Linked DNA regions of Homo sapiens: all the other regions are linked to region 1. The links are chromatin contacts, found by Hi-C or POLR2A ChIA-PET in ENCODE. All regions are on one chromosome and are shown on one strand. Each heading gives the region's core, a stretch centred on a gene start or an enhancer-like site at or near the end of the contact. The rest is flanking DNA. Distances are from core to core; before and after follow the strand shown.

The links. A loop is a pair of places that touch in the nucleus more often than their neighbours do. ChIA-PET counts read pairs that join two places held with the same protein, here RNA polymerase II (POLR2A). Pooled maps may share reads with other maps.
Region 2: a loop to region 1 is called in a map of CD4-positive, alpha-beta T cell, with 4 times the contacts of the local background. The contact joins the promoter of PDF here to the promoter of COG4 in region 1. A Hi-C loop is called at or near these places in 1 of 168 maps with a recorded cell type or tissue (CD4-positive, alpha-beta T cell), 1 of 37 single-sample maps with no recorded cell type and 9 of 50 pooled maps. POLR2A ChIA-PET finds 5 or more read pairs at or near these places in 1 of 52 experiments (naive thymus-derived CD4-positive, alpha-beta T cell).
Region 3: a loop to region 1 is called in a map with no recorded cell type, with 8 times the contacts of the local background. The contact joins the promoter of AP1G1 here to the promoter of COG4 in region 1. A Hi-C loop is called at or near these places in 1 of 37 single-sample maps with no recorded cell type and 8 of 50 pooled maps. POLR2A ChIA-PET finds 5 or more read pairs at or near these places in 1 of 52 experiments (activated CD4-positive, alpha-beta T cell).
Region 4: a loop to region 1 is called in a map of CD8-positive, alpha-beta T cell, with 9 times the contacts of the local background. The contact joins the promoter of VPS4A here to the promoter of COG4 in region 1. A Hi-C loop is called at or near these places in 1 of 168 maps with a recorded cell type or tissue (CD8-positive, alpha-beta T cell) and 7 of 50 pooled maps. POLR2A ChIA-PET finds 5 or more read pairs at or near these places in 2 of 52 experiments (activated CD4-positive, alpha-beta T cell and naive thymus-derived CD4-positive, alpha-beta T cell).

The regions. Positions count from the first base shown.
Region 1 is chr16:70,519,427-70,525,479 of GRCh38, reverse strand. It overlaps COG4 (component of oligomeric golgi complex 4), which reads left to right and starts at 1,926. Exons shown (of 19, transcript NM_015386.3): 1 at 1,926-2,107; 2 at 5,749-5,831. The coding sequence starts at 1,937. It overlaps SF3B3 (splicing factor 3b subunit 3), which reads right to left and starts at 1,664. Exons shown (of 26, transcript NM_012426.5): 1 at 1,552-1,664. RefSeq lists enhancers at 383-1,120, 2,154-2,293.
Region 2 is chr16:69,328,886-69,334,959 of GRCh38, reverse strand. It overlaps PDF (peptide deformylase, mitochondrial), which reads left to right and starts at 4,372. Exons shown (of 2, transcript NM_022341.2): 1 at 4,372-4,963; 2 at 5,781-6,074. The coding sequence starts at 4,390. The coding sequence ends at 5,938. COG8 (component of oligomeric golgi complex 8) reads left to right here. Exons shown (of 6, transcript NM_032382.5): 3 at 1-439; 4 at 2,078-2,246; 5 at 3,865-4,147; 6 at 5,781-6,074. The coding sequence ends at 4,121. RefSeq lists enhancers at 3,063-3,710, 4,359-5,006 and silencers at 3,935-4,324, 4,355-4,734.
Region 3 is chr16:71,807,373-71,813,559 of GRCh38, reverse strand. It overlaps AP1G1 (adaptor related protein complex 1 subunit gamma 1), which reads left to right and starts at 4,726. Exons shown (of 23, transcript NM_001128.6): 1 at 4,726-4,797. It overlaps LOC124903714 (a long non-coding RNA gene), which reads right to left and starts at 4,602. Exons shown (of 2, transcript XR_007065110.1): 1 at 4,358-4,602. RefSeq lists enhancers at 3,675-3,754, 4,315-5,004, 4,948-5,595.
Region 4 is chr16:69,307,056-69,312,785 of GRCh38, reverse strand. VPS4A (vacuolar protein sorting 4 homolog A) reads right to left here and starts at 1,436. Exons shown (of 11, transcript NM_013245.3): 1 at 1,254-1,436. The coding sequence starts at 1,274. SNTB2 (syntrophin beta 2) reads right to left here. Exons shown (of 7, transcript NM_006750.4): 7 at 3,734-5,730. RefSeq lists silencers at 972-1,521, 1,582-1,721 and enhancers at 664-1,613, 1,614-2,564.

The DNA.
Region 1 (6,053 bases), core at 677-3,176:
TTATAACTGATACAATCCATTACAAACCTTTGGAATTCATTTTTTCCCAAATCTAGTTGGATTCAGGTTCTCCAGCGACACCTTAACTTTGGATCGTGGAGGAAGGTGCATTTCGGAGGATCAGTCCAGTACTAGAAAAACTATATACGAGGCCAGGCGCAGTGGTGGCTCACGCCTGTAATCCCAGCACTTTGGGAGGCCGAGGCAAATGGGTCACTTGAGGTCAGGAATTGAGACCAGCCTGGCCAACACAGTGAAAACCCCTCTACTAAAAATGCAAAAACTAGCCGGGCGCGGTGGCACACGCCTTTAATCTCAGCTACTCGGGAAGCTGAGGCGTGAGAATAGCTAGAACCAAGGAGGAGGAGGCTGCAGTAAGCCGAGATCAAGCCGCTGCGCTCCAGCCTGGGCGACAGCGAGACTTCGTCTCAAAAACAAAACAAACAAACAAAAAATACATACCAGATAAATTTGGTAAGCTTTAAAACTTCCCCCACGTCTGGGCCGGGCGCGGTGTCTCACACCTGTAATCCCAACACTTTGGGAGGCCAAGGCGGGTGGATCAAGGTCAGGAGATCGAGACCATCCTGGCTAACACAGTGAAACCCCGTCTCTACTAAAAATACAAAAAATTAGCTGGGCGCGGTGGCGGGCGCCTGTAGTTCCAGCTACTCGTGAGGCTGAGGCAGGAGAATGGCGTGAACCCGGAAAGCGGAGCTTGCAGTGAGCAGAGATCGCGCCACTGCACTCCAGCCTGGGCGACAAAGCGAGACACCGTCTCAAAAAAAGAAAAATTAGCCGGGCGTGGTGGCACGCGCCCGTAATCCCAGCTAGTCTACTCGGGAGGCTGAGGTAAGAGAATCGCTGGAACCCGGGAGGCAGAGATGGCAGTGAGCCGAGATCGCGCCACTGCTCTCCAGTCTGGGCGACAGACTGTGACTCCGTCACAAAAACAAAACAAAACAAAACAAAAAAAACTTCCCCCACGTCTGTTTACCATTATTACAAAAAGCTTGTATGATTGCTCACTGCATCTTCTCCATCCTCCAAGGAAACATCATCGCATTTAAACTCTGTCCTCCATTACGCAAACGAGAAAATAGAGGTTCAGAGGAGGAGACAAGTTGCCCAACTACCAAAATACAAATTCAAACCGGAGTCTTGGCTCTAAAGACTGTTTCCGTTATTTACGCTTTTAACACGCTCCATCTTTCTATCTTCCCCTCGGTGTACCATTTACTCTACCCAGAGGGAGACATCCATGCCTCCCGCTGCTTGTCACACCTCCCCCGTCTCAGAGTCCCCAGAAGTTAAAAGCAATCTCCACGAGCCCTATTTTGAGATAGAATATGTTCCCACACTGTGGATGGAAGCGAGAGATAACTGCAGGAAGCCGTTTTGGCGCCTCAACCATCCCTCGGTACCTCCTCCTGGTCCCCAGCCTCTCGGGCCTAGACTGCCCGTGACCCCCGCCAAAGTCTCGGGTCCCCCTTCCATATGGCCGGTCTCCGCCTCCCCGGGCCCGGGGAAGTCTCCAGGCTGTTTTTTTACCCTGCAGCGAGAAGGATGGTGTGGATATCCAACGGATGCTACCTCCCTTCAAAACTTAAGCCACCACCAACTCCAACATACTGGCGTCCGCCATTAGACCTCAAGACAGGGACATTCTGGTGGCGCGCGGCGGAAAAAGGCACCCAATCCGCGCCTGAAGAATATATATAATTTTTAAAAAATGCTTCCGTCTTGCTTCCACACGGCATTACAAATTATTTAAACATGCTTTATTGCTTTGCTTTTTCCAGGAGAATAGAAAATTAATACGTTTTTAGAAGTAGACTTTAAAAAAAAAAAACCATTAGAGTTCATTGGGCACTTCTGTGGGCAGCCCCAAATAGGCGCCAACGAAGAGGGGGCCTCGCGGGACCGGAAGTGCCGAATGGGGACCAAGATGGCGGACCTTGATTCGCCTCCGAAGCTGTCAGGGGTGCAGCAGCCGTCTGAGGGGGTGGGAGGTGGCCGCTGCTCCGAAATCTCCGCTGAGCTCATTCGCTCCCTGACAGAGCTGCAGGAGCTGGAGGCTGTATACGAACGGCTCTGCGGCGAGGAGGTGCGGGGTCGAGCCTCTTCTTTTTCATGGAGGATCTAGGGAGAGTGGGAGCCTTCAGTCGGGAAATCCGGGCTGTGGGAAACTCTCCTTGCTGGGGGATACAAAAAAGCGGGAAAACAAAGAAGCGGAAGCTAGTCGGGTATATGAGTAGTCCTGTCAACTCTTTTCACGCTGTCGGACGCGCCGAGCTTGTCTTCCCTGATACCTGGGCGATCTGCAGCCTCTCCTCCCTAGACCCCCGTTGATTTCCCTGATCCATGATCACCAGTTTCTCCACGGGAGTAAAGTTAGTCTGAGAGTATTTGCCAAATTGCTTGGTTCTCAAAATAATAAGCGCCCTTTTGCATTGGCTTAATTTACAAATTATGAAACGCTCTCATCCTGTTATTTAAGAGGGAAGCCTTTGCAGATTAACTTCTTGAAGCGTTTTAAGACTTCCTCTTGTGGGGAGTGATTTGGGGGTGTGATTTTAGCGTTTTGGTCAAATGCACATCTTTGTAGAGGTTTAGCTTTTAAGACTCAGACACAATTCTCTAATCTTGGACAAGTCACTTCATCTCTGGTACCCTTGATATTTTATCAAATGAGGGGTGTGGACTATTCTCCAATTCCTTTCAGTTCATAACGTTCTATTTCCTGCCTCCTTTAATTTTCAGTGGCAACTCGATGCTGTCAATTCACTTTCGAATGTCAGTTGGGTTCCTTGCTAGTCAAAAGAGATCTAAGCTCTAAGCTTGTCAGCTGTTTCCCAGACCAAACTTCTAGCAAAGTTGAGCACAAAAGGCAGTTTCAGCCTGAGGGAGAGGTGATCGTTGATATCTTTGAGTATTTTCAAGTATAAACTTGCACTAACTCTAGCAGTTTCTGATACGTTTTTCAGCAAGATGTGTGTGGTGTTTTTTGTTTTGTTTTGTTATTTTTAGAAACAGGGCCGCTCTCTGTTGCGCAGGCTGGAGTGCTGTTGTGCTGCAATCAGAATGGATGAAACCAGAGGCGCACACCACCGTGCCTGGCTAGTTTAGTGTGTGGGGCTTTTTTTGTCTGGCCTCAGCAAGATGTGTTTTAAAATTTAGTATCTTGCGGGGCGCGGTGGCTCACGCCTGCCATCCCAGCACTTTGGGAGGCCAAGACGGGAGGATCACCTGAGTCAGGAGTTCGAGACCAGCATGACCAAAATGGTGAAAACCATCACTACTAAAAATACAAAACTAGCCGGGTGTGGTGACGCATGCCTGTAATCCCAGCTACTCGGGAGGCTGAGGCAGGAGAATTGCTTGAACCTGGGAGGCGGAGGTTGCAGTGAACCAAGATAGCGCCATTACACTCTAGCCTGGGCAACAAGAGCAAAATTGTGTCTCTTAAAAAAAAAAAAAGCCTGGCGCGGTGGCTCACTCCTGTAACCCCAGCACTTTGGGAGGCTGAGGCAGATGGATCACGAGGTCAGGAAATCGAGACCATCCTGGCTAACACAGTGAAACCCCGTCTCTACTAAAAATACAAAAAATTAGCCGGGCGTGGTGGCGGGCGCCTGTAGTCCCAGCTACTCGGGAGGCTGAGGCAGGAGAATGGCGTGAACCAGGGAGAAGGAGCTTGCAGTGAGCCGAGATCGCACCACTGCACTCCAGCCTCGGCGACAGAGTGAGACTCTGTCTCAAAAAAAAAAAAAAAAAAAATTTAGTATCTTGACTTAACATTCCTAAGCTCGCATTCATTCAGTCATTTAATATGTTGGGTGGAAAATTATGGAAATCTTACAGACAAAATGATATAAGTACTGTATTTGTATTCCATGACTGTCAAGAGGACGTTTTCCTCTGGAACCTACAGAACGATTTTAATAAAAATGTATATGGCCGGGCTTGGTGTCTCATGCCTGTAATACCAGCAGTTTGGGAGGCCGAGGCGGGTGGATCACCCGAGGTCAGGAGTTCGAGACCAACCTGGCCAACGTGGCGAAACCATGTTAGTCTCTACTAAAAATGCAAAAGTTAGCCGGGTGTGATGGTGGGCGTCTATAATCCCAGCTAATTGGGAGGCAGAGGCATGAAAATCGCTTGAACCCCAGGGCAGGGAGGTTGCAGTGAGCCAAGATCAGGCCACTTCACTCCAGCCTGGGTGAAAGAGCGAAACTCGTCTCAAAAAAAAAAAAAAGTATAGCTGCCTGGGCACAAGTGGCTCATGCCTCTAATCGCAGTTCTTTGGGAGGCTGAGATGGGCAGATAGCTTGAGCTATAGTTGGAGACCAGCCTGGGCAATAGCAGATAGTTGGGGACCAGCCTGGGCAATATAGTGAGACCTCGTGGCTACAAAAAAATTAAACAGTGGACCAGGGTTGTGCACGCCTATAGTCACAGATATTTGGGGGGCTGGGGTAGGAAGAGCACTTGAGCCCCCGCAAAAAATAAAAATGTATGGTTAATTTTAATGGCTGTTGTTGAACTATATGCCACATACCATGTTAAGCACTTTGTGTGGTTTCCTGTTTGACTCATTCAACAGCCCAGTGAGATTGGTATTGCTATCCTAGTTTTACAGATGAAAAAACCGAAGCATAAAAATGTTACATAAATTGAGGTTGCACAATAAATGGCTTGAATGAGAGATAATTATATTTATAACCCCTGGCTACTGACTATGCACCAAGAAGAAAAATTTTGGTAACTGTCACTGGAAATTTCATTTCAGCAAGATGTGTGTGGTGTTTTTTGTTTAGGCATTGTATTTTCTTTTTTTTTTTTTTGAGACAGCGTTTCACTCTTGTTACCCAGGTTGGAGTGAAATGGCACGATCTCGGCTCACTGCAACCTCCACTTCCCGGGTTCAAGTGATTCTCCTACCTCAGCCTCCTGTGTAGCTGGGATTACAGGCCCCCGCCACCACACCCAGCTAATTTTGTTTTTTGTTTTTTGTTTTTGAGACGGAGTCTCACTTTGTTGCCCAAGCTGGAGTGCAGTGGCATGATCTCGGCTCACTGCAAGCTCCGCCCCCCCCCCCCCCCACCCCCCGGGTTCATGTCATTCTCCTGCCTCAGCCTCCTGAGCAGCTTGGGCTACAGGCGCCCGCCACCACACCCGGCTAATTTTTTGTATTTTTATATTTTTAGTAGAGACAGGGTTTCACCGTGTTATCCAGGATGGTTTCGATCTCCTGACCTCGTGATCCGCCTGCCTTGGCCTCCCAAAGTGCTGGGATTACCGACGTAAGCCGCCGCGCCCAGCCTAATTTTGTATTTTTAGTAGAGATGGGGTTTCACCATGTGGCCAGGCTGGTCATGAACTCCTGACCTCAGGTGATCCACCCACCTGGGCCTCCCAAAGAGCTGGGATTACTTTGGGATCCAGTGCTGGCCAGGCATTGTATTTTAAATGCCTTCCTGTATTAGGCACTATGCTAATGATACTGATTAAAAGTTTATTTCTTCCTATTATGGTGCTCATCTGCCAGGTGGAATAAGATATACGTAAGATAACAATCATGCAACATAAGTGCAAAATGAAGCATTGTTAAAGTCTAAGGAGAACATAGTGGAAGGAAAAAAGGACTTGGAAATGAGATTCACCCTTCAGCTAAGTGATTGGATTAGATAACTCTTAAGGTTCCTTCTGATCATTCTGCTGACAGGATGTTTCTCTGTGTTTCAGAAAGTGGTGGAGAGAGAGCTGGATGCTCTTTTGGAACAGCAAAACACCATTGAAAGTAAGATGGTCACTCTCCACCGAATGGGGTGAGTCTGTGCATCTCAGCAAGAGCTAATGTAAATTCCAACAGGGTCAATTGGACAAGTGACCATTTTTTAAACTTTCTGTTATAAACACCAGTTCAGCTTGAAATGTAAAGGGTATTATCTCAAGATAAAGTGAACACCTAAGGGTATTAGTTTGATGGTTTTCAAACAGTCCTTGGACCAGTTGTACCAGCATCACACCTTGTTAGAAATGCAAATCCT
Region 2 (6,074 bases), core at 3,123-5,622, 1.2 Mb after region 1:
ATTCCTGCAGGTGCTGGAGACCGACCTTTACCGGGGCATAGGCGGCCACCTGGACTCTCTGCTGGGCCAGTGCATGTACTTTGGGCTGTCCTTCAGCCGGGTGGGAGCTGATTTCCGGGGTCAGTTGGCTCCTGTTTTCCAGCGGGTGGCCATCAGCACTTTCCAGAAAGCAATTCAGGAAACAGTGGAGAAATTCCAGGAAGAAATGAACTCCTACATGCTCATCTCGGCTCCAGCCATCCTGGGCACCAGTAACATGCCTGCTGCTGTGCCAGCCACCCAGCCGGGGACGCTGCAGCCACCCATGGTGCTCCTAGATTTCCCACCCCTCGCCTGCTTTCTCAACAATATTCTGGTTGCCTTCAATGATCTGCGCCTCTGCTGCCCTGTGGCCCTGGCGCAGGATGTGACTGGGGCCTTGGAAGATGCCCTTGCCAAGGTGAGCACATTCTGTTGGTTTTCTGCTACCCTGGGCCTTCTCTGGTAATGGGTGGCCAGATTTTTGTAATAAACCCGTCTATTTGACGGTGTCTGCTGACATGGAGAGGTCTAGTGTGGTTTTGGAGGTTCTCCTGATTGAGAAGCTCTGGCCAGTTGCCCTTCATGGGACCTAGGACAGTCCATGAAGTGATTTGCCTATAGTAACAATTCGGTAATACACGTATTAGCTTTCTAGTGCTGCATAACAAATTTCCACAAACTTAGTAGCTTCCAGCAACACATTTATTACCTTCCAGTTTTGGTGGGTCAGGAGTCCAGGCACAGCACAACCGGGTCCTCTCTGCTCAGGGTCTTACAGGGTTGCCATCAAGGTGTTGGCTGGACTATGGCCTCATCTGGAGGTTGGGGCTCCATTTCAGACTCATGCAAGTTGGCAGGGGTCAGTTCTTTGCAATTGCAGAACTGAAGCCTCAGCTCCTAGAGGCTGTCCACTCCATAGGCAGCTGACAACATGGCTGTTTGCTTCCTCAAGGCCAGCAGGAGAGCTACTCTCTTGAGTCTCTTCTTTTAGGTACCTCCTTTTAAAAACTTCATTTGATTAAGTCAGATGATTAGGGACTTTAATTACATCTACAAAACCCTTTACCTTTAGCATATTCTTTTATTTTTATTGTTAAAAGTGTTTTATTTTACAGAGAGATAGTGTCTCCCTATGTTGCCTAGGCTGGTCTCAAACTCCTGGACTCAAGTGATCCTCCTGCTACAGACCCTCAAAGTGTGGGATTACAGGTGTGAGTCACTTGAACTTGGGAAGTCCAGCATCAGAGTCTGTGTTCTTACCCTGTCGCTATGCCACATATCTGTAGTGTCAGCTAGGCTGCTCTGTTGGTTTTGAAACTTCTCTTTCCTAGCTGTTTTCTTACAGTTTTCCAGTGGTTCTAGCTTTCTGAAACCTCGGGGCTTAGTAGAAAGCTTGTATAGTTTTGCTTCATTTTCCTGGATCCAGCACAGTTCTGGTTGGTCCTCCGTGGAAGTTAAGAACCATGTATTGGGCCGGGCGCAGTGGCTCACGCCTGTAATGCCAACACTTTGGGAGGCTGAGGTAGGAGGATCTCTTGAAGCCAGGGGCTCCAGACCAGCCTGGGCAACAAAGCAAGACCCTGTCTCTACAAAAAATTTTAAAACTTAGCCAGACGTGATGGTGCACGCCTGTAGTCCCAGCTACTTGGGAGGCTAAGGTGGGAGTATCCCTTGAGCCCAGGAGTTTGAAGCTACAGTGAGCTGATTGTGCCGCTACACTCCAGCTTAGGTGACAGAGCAAAATCCTGTCTCTAAAAAAAAAAAAAAAAAAACCAAAACCATGTATTCTCTCTATAGTTTTATGACACTCCTCCACTGGAACCGGAAACTATACCCGTAATGTAACAAGTTGGGTCTGAACTTCACATTAATAAAGTGACACAATTGTGGACAATGACCATAATTCTGAGTTTAAATGAGACAGTAAAATAATGTACTGTTAAATTACTTTGTTCAGGAAAACTGGAGGGGCATACATTTTTTTGCCTAGTTTCATGCACTGCTGTCCCAGTGGTGATAGGCTGTCCCAGTAATTGACGGTGCCCTTGTCTCTTAGGTAACTAAAATAATCCTGGCCTTCCATCGCGCTGAAGAGGCTGCCTTCAGCAGCGGGGAGCAAGAGCTCTTTGTCCAGTTCTGCACTGTCTTCCTGGAAGACCTTGTTCCGTATTTAAATCGCTGTCTCCAAGTCCTTTTTCCACCAGCTCAGATAGCACAGACTTTAGGTAAGAGAATGAAAATTCTGTAAACTGCCTTACTGATGTGTAATTCACATACTAAATAATTCATCCATTTGTGTAAGTCAGTGTTTTTTAGTAAATATGAATCCAATTTTAGAATATTTCCATCACTCCAAAAAGATCCTTCATGCACGTTTGTAGTCATTCCTCGACAGCATCCTTAGTCCCTGGCAACCTACTTTCTGTTGCCATAGATTTGCCTCTTCTGGACATTTCATAAAAATGGAATCATACATTATGTGGCTGTATCTGGCTAAGCGGAAGAAGCCAGTCACAAAAGAACTACATACGTATGATTCCATTTATGTGAAATATCTAGAGAAATGGTTTTTACAGTCTTTTTTTTTTTTGAGGCGGAGTCTCGCTGTGTTGCCAGGCTGGAGTGCAGTGGCACAGTCTTGGCTCACTGCAACCTCCACCTCCCGGGTTCAAGCAATTCTCCTGCCTCAGCCTCCCGAGTAGCTGGGACTACAGACTCGCACCACCACGCCCAGCTAATTTTTGTGTTTTAGTAGAGACGGGGTTTCACCATGTTGGCCAGGATGGTCTCTATCTCTTGACCTGTGATCCGCCCACCTCGGCCTCCCAAAGTGCTCGGATTACAGGCGTGAGCCACCACGCCCGTCCTAAAGTCTTTTTTCCAATTCACTTTCACGTCCTTGTCCCTTTGTGGTAGGAGAGGGGCTTGGTTGAGGCACAGCTTCCCAAAGGGCAATGGGTCAGTGCATCACACGTGCAAAGCCTGGCTGCCCTCTGCTTTTTCCCTGGTGCTGCCTGAGGTCTGGGTTCCTGCTGCAGGCACCCTACACTGCTGTTCCGTTACGTTCTGCTTCACAGTATAGCTTCCCATTCCCTGTAACAAAGGTGGTTTTTGCTGTATTAAAACATAGTAATTGATGGCTGGGCGCAGTGGCTCATGCCTGTAATCCCAGCACTTTGGGAGGCCGAGGCGGATGGATCACCTGAGGTTGGGAGTTTGAGACCAGCCTGGCCAACATAGTAACTCCGTCTCTACTAAAAATACAAAAATTAGCCTGGCATGGTGGCGGGCGCCTGTAATCCCAGCTACCACGGAGGCTGAGGCATGAGAACTGTTTGAACCTGGGAGGCAGAGGTTGCAGTGAGCAGCAATCACGCCACTGCACTCCAGCCTGGGCGACAGAGCGAGACTGTCTCAAAAAAAAAAATAGTAATGGCTCGTTTTTTTTCCCTTAAATTTCCTTTTTTTTTTTTTTTTTTTTTTTTGAGACGGAGTTTTGCTCTTGTGGCCCAGGCTGGAGTGCAATGGCGCGATCTCGGCTAACTGCAATCTCCACCTCCTAGGTTCAAGCGATTCTCCTGCCTTAGCCTTCCCAAGTAGCTGGGATTACAGGCCTGCGCCACCAAGCCCGGCTAATGTTGTATTTTTAAGAGAGATGGGATTTCTCCGTGTGGGTCAGGCTGGTCTCGAATTCCTGACCTCAGGTGATCCGCCCCCCCCTCCCCGGCCTCCCAAAGTGCTGGGATTACAGGCGTGAGCCACCGCGCCCGGCCTCCCTTAAATTTCTATATTGAGTTTTATTAGTAACTGTTTTCCATTTTGCTTTCCCCACGTCTGGGTTAGGCATTCCTCCCACTCAGCTCTCCAAGTACGGTAACCTAGGGCATGTGAACATCGGCGCCATTCAGGAGCCCCTCGCCTTTATCCTGCCAAAGAGAGAGACGCTTTTCACCCTGGATGACCAGGCGCTGGGGCCCGAGCTCACAGCTCCAGCACCAGAGCCTCCCGCCGAGGAGCCACGCCTGGAGCCCGCGGGCCCAGCCTGCCCGGAGGGAGGGCGAGCGGAGACGCAGGCCGAACCGCCCAGCGTGGGGCCCTAGCCGGCGTCCCCTGCCTCCAGAACGCGGTGCGTGAGGTTCCCGGCGCGGGGTGGCCAGGACTGCCTCGCCCTGGAAGGTCCGGGGCGGGTTCGGGAGGCGGGAAGGCGCTCCCGGGAGGAGAGCGGAAGGGGGCGGTGCTCACTGCCAGTCTAAGCAGGAAGGCGGGGATCCAGTCGCGGCTTCGCTGTGTGCTGGCCGACGGCGCTTCCCGGCGTGCCCCGCGCTGCGGCCGGAAGGGGCGGGCCGGGTCACTGTTAAGGGGGCCGCCATGGCCCGGCTGTGGGGCGCGCTGAGTCTTTGGCCACTGTGGGCGGCCGTGCCGTGGGGCGGGGCGGCAGCCGTCGGTGTCCGGGCTTGCAGCTCCACGGCCGCCCCGGACGGCGTCGAGGGCCCGGCGCTGCGGCGCTCCTATTGGCGCCACCTGAGGCGTCTGGTGCTGGGTCCTCCCGAACCGCCGTTCTCGCACGTGTGCCAAGTCGGGGACCCGGTGCTGCGCGGCGTGGCGGCCCCGGTGGAGCGGGCGCAGCTAGGCGGGCCCGAGCTGCAGCGGCTGACGCAACGGCTGGTCCAGGTGATGCGGCGGCGGCGCTGCGTGGGCCTAAGCGCGCCGCAGCTGGGGGTGCCGCGGCAGGTGCTGGCGCTGGAGCTCCCCGAGGCGCTGTGTCGGGAGTGCCCGCCCCGCCAGCGCGCGCTCCGCCAAATGGAGCCCTTCCCCCTGCGCGTGTTCGTGAACCCCAGCCTGCGAGTGCTTGACAGCCGCCTGGTCACCTTTCCCGAGGGCTGCGAGAGCGTCGCCGGCTTCCTGGCCTGCGTGCCCCGCTTCCAGGCGGTGCAGATCTCAGGTGCGGGCGGCGGGGACCGGGGCTGCTGGAGCAGCGCGCGCGTCTCTTCTGCCCGACTCCGCGAGAGCGCAGAAGTGGTCGCGGTTCATACGCCGGACCTCCCGCAGGAGCGAAGTGGGATGCGGGAGCGGAGAGGCCTCAGGACGGATAGAAGCTCCTGTGGGGTAGAGCCCGCTCAGATAGGACGCAGGGGCGAGGAGAGGTCCCCTAGTTCCGCTGTTACCTGACAGCCTGGCGTCTGCTTTCTGCTCCCTTGCTCTCTGAGGCAAACACGCTCTTCGGCCCCAGTTAGATCCGCCACGGTGGAGTTGGAGAAGTGGGGGTTAGCCCCCGCCAGCCTGACCCAGCCCAGGGGGCTAGGCCATTCCCCCGTGGTACCACAGGATGCCTCGCGGAATGCGGGCTCTGCTGGGGTCGGGGTGATTGTTCCTGCACAGCAAGCCCGTCGGTTCAAGATGGTCAGAAAAACAAGTGGGGTCTCAAGCTGCAGAACCTCTGTTAGGAGTTGGGAGCCCACAGGTACCTCAGAAGTGGGAGGAGTGTTCGGAAGGGTCGCACCGTAGAAAGATGATTTCTCATCTCAGCTCTACAGTGAGCTCGATAACCTAATTACCAGAGTTGGGAACCAGGTTGAACGCTTGGTAATGGACCGAGATGAGGGACGTTTTCCAGTTAGAAGAGGAGCTGCTGTCTACATTTGCCATCTGCTGTTGCCTCTTGTCAATGGGAACAGCCAGGACCGGGGGCAGGGGTAGGGAGGTTGAGGATGATGCAGTTCAGCTGTTCCCACTCACCAGGGCTGTAACTTCCTTTGCAGGGCTGGACCCCAATGGAGAACAGGTGGTGTGGCAGGCGAGCGGGTGGGCAGCCCGCATCATCCAGCACGAGATGGACCACCTGCAGGGCTGCCTGTTTATTGACAAAATGGACAGCAGGACGTTCACAAACGTCTATTGGATGAAGGTGAATGACTAAAGCTTTGCTACTGGGGCTGAGGATTCCGGATACCAAGACGCAAACACTTTCACTTTGAGCTGGGCAAATCTTACTTGGCATCAACTTGGATGGCTCGCATATGACAGGAAACTGGATTGCCAAGGCATGGCAGACT
Region 3 (6,187 bases), core at 3,477-5,976, 1.3 Mb before region 1:
TCTTGATCTCCTGACCTCATGATCTGCCTGCCTTGGCCTCCCAAAGTGCTGGGATTACAGGTGTGAGCCACTGCGCCCGGCCCAAAAAAGCCATTTTTAAATTTTAGTTTTGTCCTTCAATTTTTTTCTATGCATGTAAGTTATCAGTAGTAAACAAACCCATAAAAATAATAATCTTTGGCCAATGGCAGTGCCTCACGCCTGTAATTCCAGCACTTTGGGAGGGCAAAGTGGGAGGATCGCATGAGCCCATGAGTTCCAGACCAGCTTGGGTAACATGGCAAAACCGTGTCTCTACAAAAAATTTTTAAAAAAATTAGGCGGGCATGGTGGTATGCACCTGTAGTCCCAGCTACTCAGGAGCCTGAGGTGGCTCAATATACACTTTGCAAGCTCATTTTATAACATTGTTTTATAATATTTCCTTTTAAAGTCTGCCATACTATAATAATAAGGTTTTCATTTTATTGGTAGCATAGTATTACCTTTTATAGATGTGCTGTAATTTATTTATCTGGAATTAGGGATTATGTTTGAGAAGATGGGGAGTAAGCCTTTCTAAACTTAAATCACTAGCCATGGAAACCAAAGATTCCAAGATAATGTGACTATGCTACATATTGGGGCAATTGCTTTTATTTATTTATTTTATTCATTTATTTAAAAGATGAGGAGGCCGGGCATGGTGGCTCATGCCTGTAATCTCAGCCCTTTGGGAGGCCGAGGCAGGTGGATCACCTGAAGCCAGGAGTTCGAGACCAGCCTGGCCAACATGGAGAAACCCTGTCTCTACTAAAATATACAAAATTAGCTGGGCGTGGTGGCGCATGCCTGTAATCCCAGCTACTCAGGAGGCTGAGGCAGGAGAATTGCTTGAACCCGGGAGGTGGAGGCTGCAGTGAGCCGAGATTGTGCCATTGCACTCCAGCCTGGGCAACAAGAGTGAAACTCCGTGAAAGAAAGAAAGAAAGAAAGAGGGGCGGGGAGGGGGGAGGAAGGGAGGAAGGAAGGAAGGAAGAAAGATAGGGTCTCACTATGTTACCTGGGCTGTTCTCAAACTCCTTGGATCAAGTGATCCTCCCACCTTGGCCCCCCGAAGTGCTAGGATTACAGGTGTGAGCCACTGTGCCCAGCTGGGGCAACTGCTTTTAATTTTAGTTGCATGGAAGAAGGGTTTGGTAATTATAAATAAAGATAAATGGCCTGGGCGCGGTGGCTCACGTCTGTAATCCCAGCACTTTGGGAGGCTGAGGCGGGCAGATCATAAGGTCAAGAGATCAAGACCAGCCTGGCCAACATGATGAAACCCCGTCTGTACTAAAAATACAAAAATTAGCCGGATGTAGTGGCACGTGCCTGTAGTCCCAGCTACTCGGGAGGCTGAGGCAGGAGAACCACTTGAACTCGGGAGGTGGAGGTTGCAGCAAGCTGAGATCATGCCACTGCACTCCGGCCTGGCGACAGAGACTCTGTCTCAAAAACAAAAACAAAATAAAGAGAAATGTAAGTTAAAAAGTACTGAGAAAGGGTTTAGTTTTTAATGTTTAAAACTCTTTAACGCTCTGCACTCGATATGGTAGGAAAAAAGATCTTTCCGGGGCCGGGAGCGGTGGCTCACGCCTGTAATCCCAGTACTTTGGGAGGCCAAGGCGGGCGGATCACGAGGTCAGGAGATCAAGACCATCCTGGCTAACATGTGAAACCTCGTCTCTACTAAAAACACAAAAAACTAGCCAGGTGTGGTGGCGGGCGCCTGTAGTCCCAGCTGCTCTGGAGGCTGAGGCAGCAGAATGGCGTGAACTCAGGAGGCGGAGTTTGCAGTGAGTTGAGATCGTGCCACTGCACTCCAGCCTGGGGACAGAGTGAGACTCCGTCTCAAAAAAAAAAAAAGCTCTCTCCTCCTTAGGTAGCTGGCTTAATTTTTCTTTTGTGGTTCACAATGATACACATTTAAATTTGACCTCTAAGCATTTTTTTGTGGTGTTCCAAACGGAATACTTTAGCTAACTCTGCTTTGCAACCTGCAAACTTCTTACTTATGTGGAAACCCCAAACTAAGTTTGGCCTGTGTTCCCTGCATAGCTATACCTCAGAGGAAATTGTGTTTTGGCTTCATTCCACTATTTACTAGCCTTGTAGTCCATGGTTGCACTGTACAGTAGCAGCATGGCAGAGGATCTGAATTCTGTAAACATTCTGTTCTCTAAACCACTTGTTGGGGGTTGACTCCATCCACCCTGAGAGTGTAGGTATGTGTGTAGGTAGGTAGGTAGGTAGGTGGGTGGGTAGGTAGGGGTGGTGGAAGATTGTGGTACCCTATGCTAATTTATAAAATGGCACTCTGGCCTGGCATGGTGGCTCATGCCTGTAATCCCAGCACTTTGGGAGGCCGAGGTGGGTGAATCACCTGAGGTCAGGAGTTCGAGACCAGCTTGGGTAACATGGTGAAACCCCGTTTCTACTAAAAATACAAAAAATTAGCTGGGCGTGGTGGCATGCGCCTGTAGTCCCAGCTACTTGGGAGACTGAGGCAGGACAATCACTTGAACCTGGGAGGCGGAGGCTGCAGTGAGCCAAGATCACGCCATTGCACTCCAGCTCGGGCAACAAGAGTGAAACTCTGTCTCAAAAAAAAAGGCACTCTATAGCTCTGTAGCAGAACCCCAGTGGAGGAGGGGAGAGGATGTGTCTTTTAGCCAAGTTAGTTTCTTGGAGCCTCTTTTTCCTTATTTGTAAAACTAAGTTACTTATGCTTGCCTAGCCTGACTCAGGAGGTTGTCCAGAGGGTCAGATTAGATTATACACATGAAAGTGCCTTATGAACAATGTGATATCAATATTTAATAATACAAATGATAATTATTATCGCACCCATGGCCTCCTTTCTTTCCAGCCACTTGGCATGCCCCAGTAGTTCAGGGACAAAATTGTACAGATGGGCCTACTTGGTTCAATTTTTTTTTGTTTTTGTGAGACAGGGTCTCACTCTGTCGCCCAGACTCGGCTATCTGCAACCTCTGCCTCCCAGGTTCAAGCGATTCTCCTGTCTCAGCCTTCCGAGTAGCTGGGATTACAGGTGCCCACCACCATGCCCGGCTAATTTTGTATTTTTAGTGGAGATGGAGTTTCACCATGTTGGCCAGTCTGGTCTCGAACTCCTGACCTCAGGTGATCCGCCCACCCCGGCCTCCTAAAGTACTGGGATTACATGCGTCAGCCACTGTGCCCGGCCTACTTAGAGCAATTTTTGTTAAGTGTTTTGAAATCCCTGCATGAAAATGACTAAGGAAAAAAGTGCAACCTTCTCTCTATGACACCCAAATCCTAAACTCAAGATTTGTGGTTAGTTCTGGCCAGGCCGGTGGCTCACACCTGTCATCTCCACACTTTGGGAGGCCGACGCAGGCAGATCACCTGAGGTCAGGAGTTCAAGACCAGCCTGGCCAACATGGCGAAACCCTCTCTCTACTAAAAATGCAAATATTAGACGGCCGTGGTGGCGGGAGCCTGTAATCCCAGCTACTTGCGAGGCTGAAGCACGAGAAATTGCTTGACCCCGGGAGGCAAGGTTGTAGTGAGCCGGGATCCCGCCACTGCACTCCAGCCTGGGCAACAGAGCGAGACTTTGTCTCAAAAAAAAAAAAAAAATTTTTTTTGTGTGGTTGGTTCTGTTCTCTTTGGCACCCAGCCTGCTGCTGTGTTGTATTGTACTTTGTTGCCAATCTAGCAGAAGGATTTTAGTCTAGGTAGGTCACCTTTCCTTTAAACAGGCCAAGATATCAGGCCCTCTTTACATTCACATGGAAAAGACTCACGTCATATGTTAGTAATTATTTATCAGGTTAGGAACTGTCTGGTTAGACTTTCTTTGGCCCTGGTTATTAATTCATGGAGTCATAGACCGAAAGCCCATTCTGTAAGGGTTTCAGCTAACATGAGTCCAAGTCTTCTTTCTACATATGAGGAAATTGAATCCCTGGAGAGTTTAAGTGACTTGAGCAGTGCAAGCACCGCGGTACCGGGCGTGGAATCCATTCTTTTCAGTCATCCTCTTAACTCTTCATAAAATATGTTGCAAAGACACCATAAAACCATAGAATACCACCTGGAGCATGCTCCTTAAGTTATAAAGAAAGCAAAAATCTTAAAGGAGACAGCAAAGAGTTCGGGATTCCCGTGGACGAAGACCTTTTCAGCCCTGCTGTCTTCTCCGCCCCCACCTGTCTCGCTTGCTCTCACTTCCTGGGCTACCTGACTTAGCTCCGCCCCCTCCAGGTGGCTCCACCGCTTCCTGGTAGCCCAGCTCCACCCCCCCTACCCCCCCACCCCCCTACCCCCCACCCCCCTACCCCCTCACCAAGCGGAACCAATGTCCGTCCGCTACGGGGTAGGCCGGATCTTTCTCGCTCAGACTCATCGCAGCGGTGACTCGGCAGCAGCGTCTCGCGTCATCAGTGACAGCCCCGATCCTTGCTACGTTTGCGTCGCTCTGCCAGGAGCAGTCGCCTCCTCCTTGGCAAATAGTCCTCGGCAGGGTCCGAGTTCTTGGATAATTCGAGAGAAAAGGCACGATAAGTTGCAGTACGAGGACACGGAAACGACCAGGAGAGGAGGACAGGGAGCGAAGTTTCCTCAATAGTGTGTGAAGTTAGTTAAAAACTCCCTCCTTCCTCAGGATCCCTCCGCCTGCGGTAGCGGTGGTGAGGCCGAGGGAGCCGCCATTTTGGATGTTCGGTTCCTGCTGCCACTGCTGCCGCCGCCCCCGGAGCTGCTGGTTTCATTCGAGGTTTCGGGCCGGTGAGTGTCACTCCCGGCGCTGAGAGCATATTGCTGCTTTTGCCCCGCCGCTGCCGCGGGCGCTCGACCGGAAGCTTCCTTTCAGTTTCAGGGGTCCAGTCCCAGGCTGTGGGTGTTGAGAAGAGAAGACAGAGAAGCTGGGCCAGGAGAGGCCGGGAGCCCCAGGGGCTGCTCCGACTTCTGGAGGGCCGACCCCGAGGCCTCGGACCGGGAGGTTCCGCGCGCCGCGGCGTTCCGTGTTGTGGCGTTGCCCCGCCGGTACGGGCCTCCTTGAACCCTTGACTTTCTCAGGCTGCGATCTTTGAGGGCTCATTCAGGGAGCCTGGGGTTTAGCGGGGCGGGCCCCACCCCCGCGTGTCTTCTCTGAGCCACGTATCAGCGTTCTTGTGTCTTGTACCCGTGTCAGGTCTGTCAGATAACTCCCAGCATATCCAAATGCCCAGTTAATCGCTGCCTGCCCCTGCAGTGCCGTCCTCTCGGAACCGGACATCGGCCTCGCCTCTCTCTAACCTTCCGACCAACTTCTTTCCCAATTTTTCGTGTGTGTGTGTATATGTTGTTGTTTTGTTTTTTTCAACCTACCTGCGAGTATACTGTTTACCCTTTTCTCAGCTCCTGGCCCTGCGGACGTCAGCGTCTAATAATTCTCCCGGTCTTCCTGATTGCCTGAAAGAGTCGGGACGGTTCGGTTGATTGTGTTTCCCGGTTAGGACTCGGTGTAGGAGATCCATCGAACCACTCGCTCAGGGTAATGTTTATGAAGCAGATTATGTTTATGAAGCAGATTAAATGGCTTTTGGGAGGCAAGAGCTGTCAAATGTTTTCTCATATGTGGATTCCCTCCCTGTGCTGAATACTTAGCTTTTTGGTGCTTACTGACACTTGTGTGGTATTTTTTTTTCTCCCCTATTATATATCCCTGAGCACGGAAATCTGTCCATGGAGAAAAATATTAATCTGAGGTAGGTAGAAAGGAGAGTTGGGCTGCTTTACAGTGATTAGTTAACAGAAGGGAGGAGTTAGTGCTTTCTTAGTGACCTTAACTTTGAAGTGTTTGTACAGTAATGATCTTTGCTGACTGATTCTAAAAAATACTTGTAATGATTTCATGTATTGGGTTTTTCTGGGGATAGCTGAATTTTAAATATTCACTTCCACCGTTCCCTAGAATACTTGTCAAATACCTAACTTGTCACACACCCTAACTTTCACGTTTGAAAAATATGAACCCTCTAAGTACTCGTAATCTCGTCACTTTTATTCTAAAGGCATGTTTGCAGTCTAGCATGCTTGAATAAAAAGTATGTCTTTATTTTTATTTATTTATTTTTTGAGACGAAGTCTCCCTCTGTCTCCAGGCTGGAGTGCAGTGGCACGGTCTCGGCTCACT
Region 4 (5,730 bases), core at 187-2,686, 1.2 Mb after region 1:
CAAAAATTAGCCGGGCGTGGTTGCGGGTGCCCGTAATCCCAGCTACTCAGGAGGCTGAGGCAGGAGAATCGCTTGAACCTGAGAGGCAGAGGCTGCAGTGAGCCAAGATCACACCACTGCACTCCAGTCTGGGTGACAGAGTGAGACTCCATCTCAAAAAAATAAATAAATAAAATTTAAAAATAAATAAATACACCTGTGTTTGAAACTGAAAAACATTCTCGGTTCACGGGCCATAAAAAACCTGCCTGGGCAGACGGGATCTGCGGCTTCTGCTGGTGGTACGGTGGGATCTGGCTATGGACTCTTAATTCCTAACCTGGTACCCCAACTCATTCCATGTCTGCTCCTACTTCTGCCCTCCTCCACCTCCAGGTCTCTGAATGCTACTGGAACTCTGATGTCCCTTCTTCCATGAAGTCTTGCCTAACTCTCCCAGGCACTTTGTTGGCTGTCACTTAATGGACACCTACTATGTGCCAGACATACAAGAATGCTTTACCGTAATTATTCAATTTAAAGCTATCATCACAACAACCTAGAGGGCATTACCCCATTTTACAGACCAGGAAACTCGAGACCCGAAGATGAAAAAAAAAAACTAGCCCAAGGTCACTTGCTGGTGAGTGGCAGAGCTGAGATTCAAACCCCGGAATGAGGCCTGAGCATGTTGATCTCTTCTGGCCCCGCAGGACTGACAGCACCTAGAGGGTGGGTCAGTTGTTCACCCAGGTGGCGCCATCCCAGCACCACCCTGCAGGATCTAGGGAATGAATGAAGGGTCGCTGGCCGAGAAGAGGAAGTCGAAGATTGGGGAAGGGGCCGGGGCTTGTTCGAAGTGAGGTCGAGGGACTTCCAGGACCCGGGACAGGAGAGGAGGGAGCGAGACAGGAGAGGAGGGAGCGAGCATCGCTGTCTGAACGCCCAGCCGGACCCCGGGCCGAGCTTCCTGAGGGTGCCTGTGCGGCTCGGGTGAGGCTGATCCCCACGGCGGTACCGGGGCGCCGGCTACACGAAGCGGCCCTGGGGCTGGGCCAGCCGGGCAGGGCCGGAAGGCCTGAGGGTGGAGATGCCACCCGGCTCCGAGCGCGTGGAAACAGACACGGGCGGAAGCGGCGAGGGGGCGGCCGGAGCGGGGTCGCGAGGCCGGGGCTGGGAGGCGCCCACCTGACCACCCGCCCGCCGCCCGGCTCTGCGGCCCGCAGGCCCCGCTGCCTTCGGCCTCCGAAGTCGGGCCGGGCCGCACGAAGTACCTGGAGGGTTGACGTTGTCATTTCATCTCCTGGGTCCGCCCCACACCCCGCGGCGCTGCTTGCGGCCTCGGTCCGGCCCCGGGGAGCCGAGGTACTGGGTCCGGCGCGGGAAGCCCGGCGGTGGGCGCTGAGCGCGGTGCGCGGGCAGGGCGGCCGCTCGCAGCGGGAGCCGAGTCCGAGGGCAAGCGAGGAGCGCAGCCCAGAGCGGTCGGGCCCGAGCCGAGCGGCTGCCCCCTAGCGTCCACGGCTCGCACTGCAGGCACCTCTCCCTGCCTCGGCGAAGGCAGGGGGCGGTTCGAGAGGCAGGACTGACTGGGGACGAGGAGGTGGGACTAGGGCGAGACGGACAGGGGGCGGGGACGGGGTGGGTGGGACAAGGCCGGGGCGGGGCCTGGCGGGACGTACATTCTCGGGGCGGGGCCAGGGGCGGAGCGGGGTAGAATCCGGAAATCCTGACCTCGCTTGGAATAACAGCGCCCATTGAGCAGTTTTATTCTCACAATAAAACGAACTTATCAGAGCGTTGGTTTCTCCATGTTTAATATCGCACGATCATAATTAGTACCTGCCTTGTCTGGCTTTTGTGGGGAATAAATGAGCTAGCTAATGTAAACAGAGTGTGCCCCACACTGGGGCTCAATCCCTGGTGGGATGCCGCTGACTGTTCAAAGCCAGTTTTGTTTTGCTTGGATTGATTGACTGATTGATTGATACGGAGTCTTGCTCTGTCGCCTAGGCTGGAGTGCAGTGGCATGATCTCGGCTCATTGCGACCTCCGCCTCCCGGGTTCAAGCGATTCTCCTGCTTCAGCCTCCCGAGTAGCTGGGATTACAGGCATGCACACCTACTGTGTGCAGCGTTGTGTGCTAGTTTCTGGGGATACAATGATCAAAGCAGTTCTAGGGCTGGGTGTACTGGCCCACGCCTGTAATTCCAGCACTTTGGGAGGCCAAGGCAGGAGGATTGCTTGAGCCGAGGATCAAGACCAGCTTGGGCAACATAGTAAGACCTCGTCGCTAAATTAAGAAACAAAACAAAACAAACAAACAAAAAAACGCACCAGAGGCAAGTGATCCATTTGTCCACAAGTCTATCCTGTGAGAGAAAAAAAATGGAGGGCAAAAAACATCCAAGTTGAGGCTGGGTATGGGGGCTCATGCCTGTAATCCCAACACTTTGGGAAGCCGAGGCAGGCCGATTGCTTGGGCCGAGGAATTCGAGAACAGCCTCGGCAACAGGTGAACCCCCATCGCTACAAAAAATAAAAAACGTATCTGGGCATGGTGGCGCACACCTGTAGTCCCAGCTACTCCGTAAGCTGAGTTGGGAGAATTGCTGGAGCCTGGGAGGTCGAGGCTGTAGTGAGCCGTGACCAGGCCATTGTACTCCACCCTGGGAAATGAAGCAAGACCCTGCCTCCAAAAAAAAAAAAAAAAAAAAAAAAAAAAAAAAAAAAAAAAAACCAAAAAATTGGCACACCTTAATCTCTCTTCACAAAATGCTAATTAAATACAAAGGAGAGGCCGGGCGCGGTGGCTCACGCCTATAATCCCAGTACTTTGGGAGGCCGAGGCAGGTGGATCACTTGAGGTCAGGAGTTCAAGACCAGCCTGGCCAACATGGTGAAACCCTGTCTCTACTAAAAATACAAAATATTCGCCGGCCATGGTGGTGGGCACCTGTAATCCCAGCTACTTGGGAGGCTGAGACAGGAGAATCGCTTGAACCTGGGAGGCGGAGGTTGCAGTGAGCCAAGACCACGCCATTGCACTCCAGCCTGGGCGACAAGAGCGGAACTCCATCTCTAAATAAATAAATAAATACAAAGGAGAAAACAATGAGGACATTAGCTTGACTACGCGACCGAAGGGAACACCCCTGGTGGTGGGATGCGTGGCCCTCGTGTGTCTCTCCACATGATACCCTGAAGAGAGCATGGCATCGTGGCATCTCTGCCAAGAGTGTGTGACACAGCCTGGTTGTGAGGCAACACCGAATAGAGCCAGCTGGAGAGCTGTGCTGAACAATCAAAGCCTTGTGCTGAGACTCAGGCACATGCGAATTAGAGTAAGGCCGAGGAACATTCCAGACTGAAGAACTGAGACACGACGACAAAAGGCAAGAAAGTGGTATTGGCCAGGATCCAAGGCCAGAGAGGAAAACAGGACATGGCCGGGATGGCTGGCATCATTTGAATGGGGTCTATGGAATGAGTGGTGGTGTGCCAATGTTGATTTCTTGATTAGGAGGACTTTATGGTGGCAATGCAAGGACTGTCCTTATGTTTTGGAGGTCCTCACTAGAGAATTTAAGGGTGCTAGAGAATCATATTAGAGAAAGACAAGGTAATGGAATAAATATGGCAAAATGTTAACAACTGGAAGGTTTGGGTGAAGAAGATTTGTATTGTTTTTGTAACTTTCCTGTAGGTTCAAAACTATTTCAGCATTTTAAAAATTGGAAAAAAAAAACAACCCACGTGACTAAAGCAACTTTTTTATTTACAGTATAAAGGTTACAAAGGTATATATGTATTTATATATATAATACCCTTAAGTTACACATTTTCATTGTAATGTACAATGCTGTATGTTGATGTGCTACTCAAGGGGAAGTGTTGTTTATGCATCTATATTTATAGAGTATACATAAAGCTTTTTAAAATTAGGAACACAAATACTGCCCTGTTTTACGCGTTGGGTTTTTGATTTGGTATCCAGAAGATCTGAGACTTAAATTTCAAACAAGACTTAAAAAGAAGGCTTGTTTAAATACAGGGTTCTAAAAAGAAGGAAAAAACCCAGAACATCACATACTTTTAATTATTTGTAAAAGCATTATTCTAGTTTTCTAAGTCTTTATACTTAAAAATGAAAGCAGTGTGGAAAAGAATCCACATAAGCAGGTATCATCAGAGTTTGCACAGATTAGCCAAAACAGGCCTTCAATAGGTAGTGGTTTTCTACATTATCTTCCAAAAGACCTCAGGTTTGGTACCAAAAAGGACAGATTTTTCTGGGCACCAAGGTCTTATAATGCTGCACTCATCCAATGGATTGTAAACATAATACTGGAGTCGTATAGTGGAGGGAAAATTCTGAAACTTGTTCTTACGATAAGGGCAGATTTGCGACAAAGTGAGAATATCATCGAGAATGATGATCATGCCAAACCTGAAACTTAATTGACATCATCATTTCCTCTCCCCCCAATTCTATTAATTCACAAATCGAGGTGAAAAGACACAACTGACACCCGCTTTAACAGGACCCAGATAGAAGGAAAGACATTTCTTCCAACCTAGGAGGAACACACATTTACAATACTTATGTGCTGGTTTTAATAGTATACAATCATTAGCACCTGATTGTCAAAGGGTAGGTTTAAAGAACAAGACACTGAAGGCATGACCTAATTTTTGTGCACAACTCCAAGATACTTGAAAACCAAGGGGAGGGCACCCATGTGATTCGGTTTCCTGTGCCATTCCAATCACTGATAGCTCAGGTACTTTCTGGGCAATGACCAAGGATGTTGCCTGAAAAGCTAACCCTAGAGATAAATGGAAGGCAAGCTGGATAGAAAGGGACTGTTATTGTGTGAAAATTATGGAAAACATTCAGTCAGCCTTATTTTCTTTAGGTGCCCTTTTCATTGAGTCCAAATGCCAGCGTGTCCTGGAATAAGTGAAATTTTGTTAATTTTTATTTTTTAAATGTTAAAAGTTTTTTTTTTTTTTTTAATTTTTTAAATGGAGTCGGGGTCCCGCTGTGTTGCCCAGGCTGGTCTGGACCTCCTGGGCTAAAGTGATCCTCCTGCCTTGGCCTGATTTTGTTAATTTTTAAATATCTTCATTTTGATCTATCATTAATGGAGAAATATTCCGTCTACCATGTATATAAGGACTTTCAGCAGATGAAATGCTTAAATAGTTTAAGGGTGGAAATGAATACAGCAATTAGAAATAAGGGGTTGATAAAATATGCATTTAGTTTTGCTGTTACAGTTAAAGAAGCATTTTTTAAGAAAGACTTTCTCATTTATCTACTTTGTGCAATAAAACTTAATTTTTGTTGTTGTGATTTATCTTACAAAGGATACTGTATACTGTTCTCTTTCCCAAACTAAAGTCTAAATTTGCACTAAAAAAAAAATCATGCATGATGAAAAGACCAGCCTACTTAAATGTGCTTGGAGTCCTTTCATGTTGGCATGGATCAAAGCCTGAGTATCCCTTCAAACATTTTCCAGTTTGCCAGATCCAGATAAACAGACTTGTAAATATACTTTGGTAAAAATATGAAGTGATGAATTACTTAACTGCTGAATGATAAACAGATGGCATGGTGTGCTGAGAAATAACGGATTATGTGCTACTAGAGGGCAGGAACTTTCTTTTGGACCCTTCAGAATGCCTGGTGTAGAACTATACATTAATAAATGTTTATTAGATGAAAGAACACATGAATATGTCATT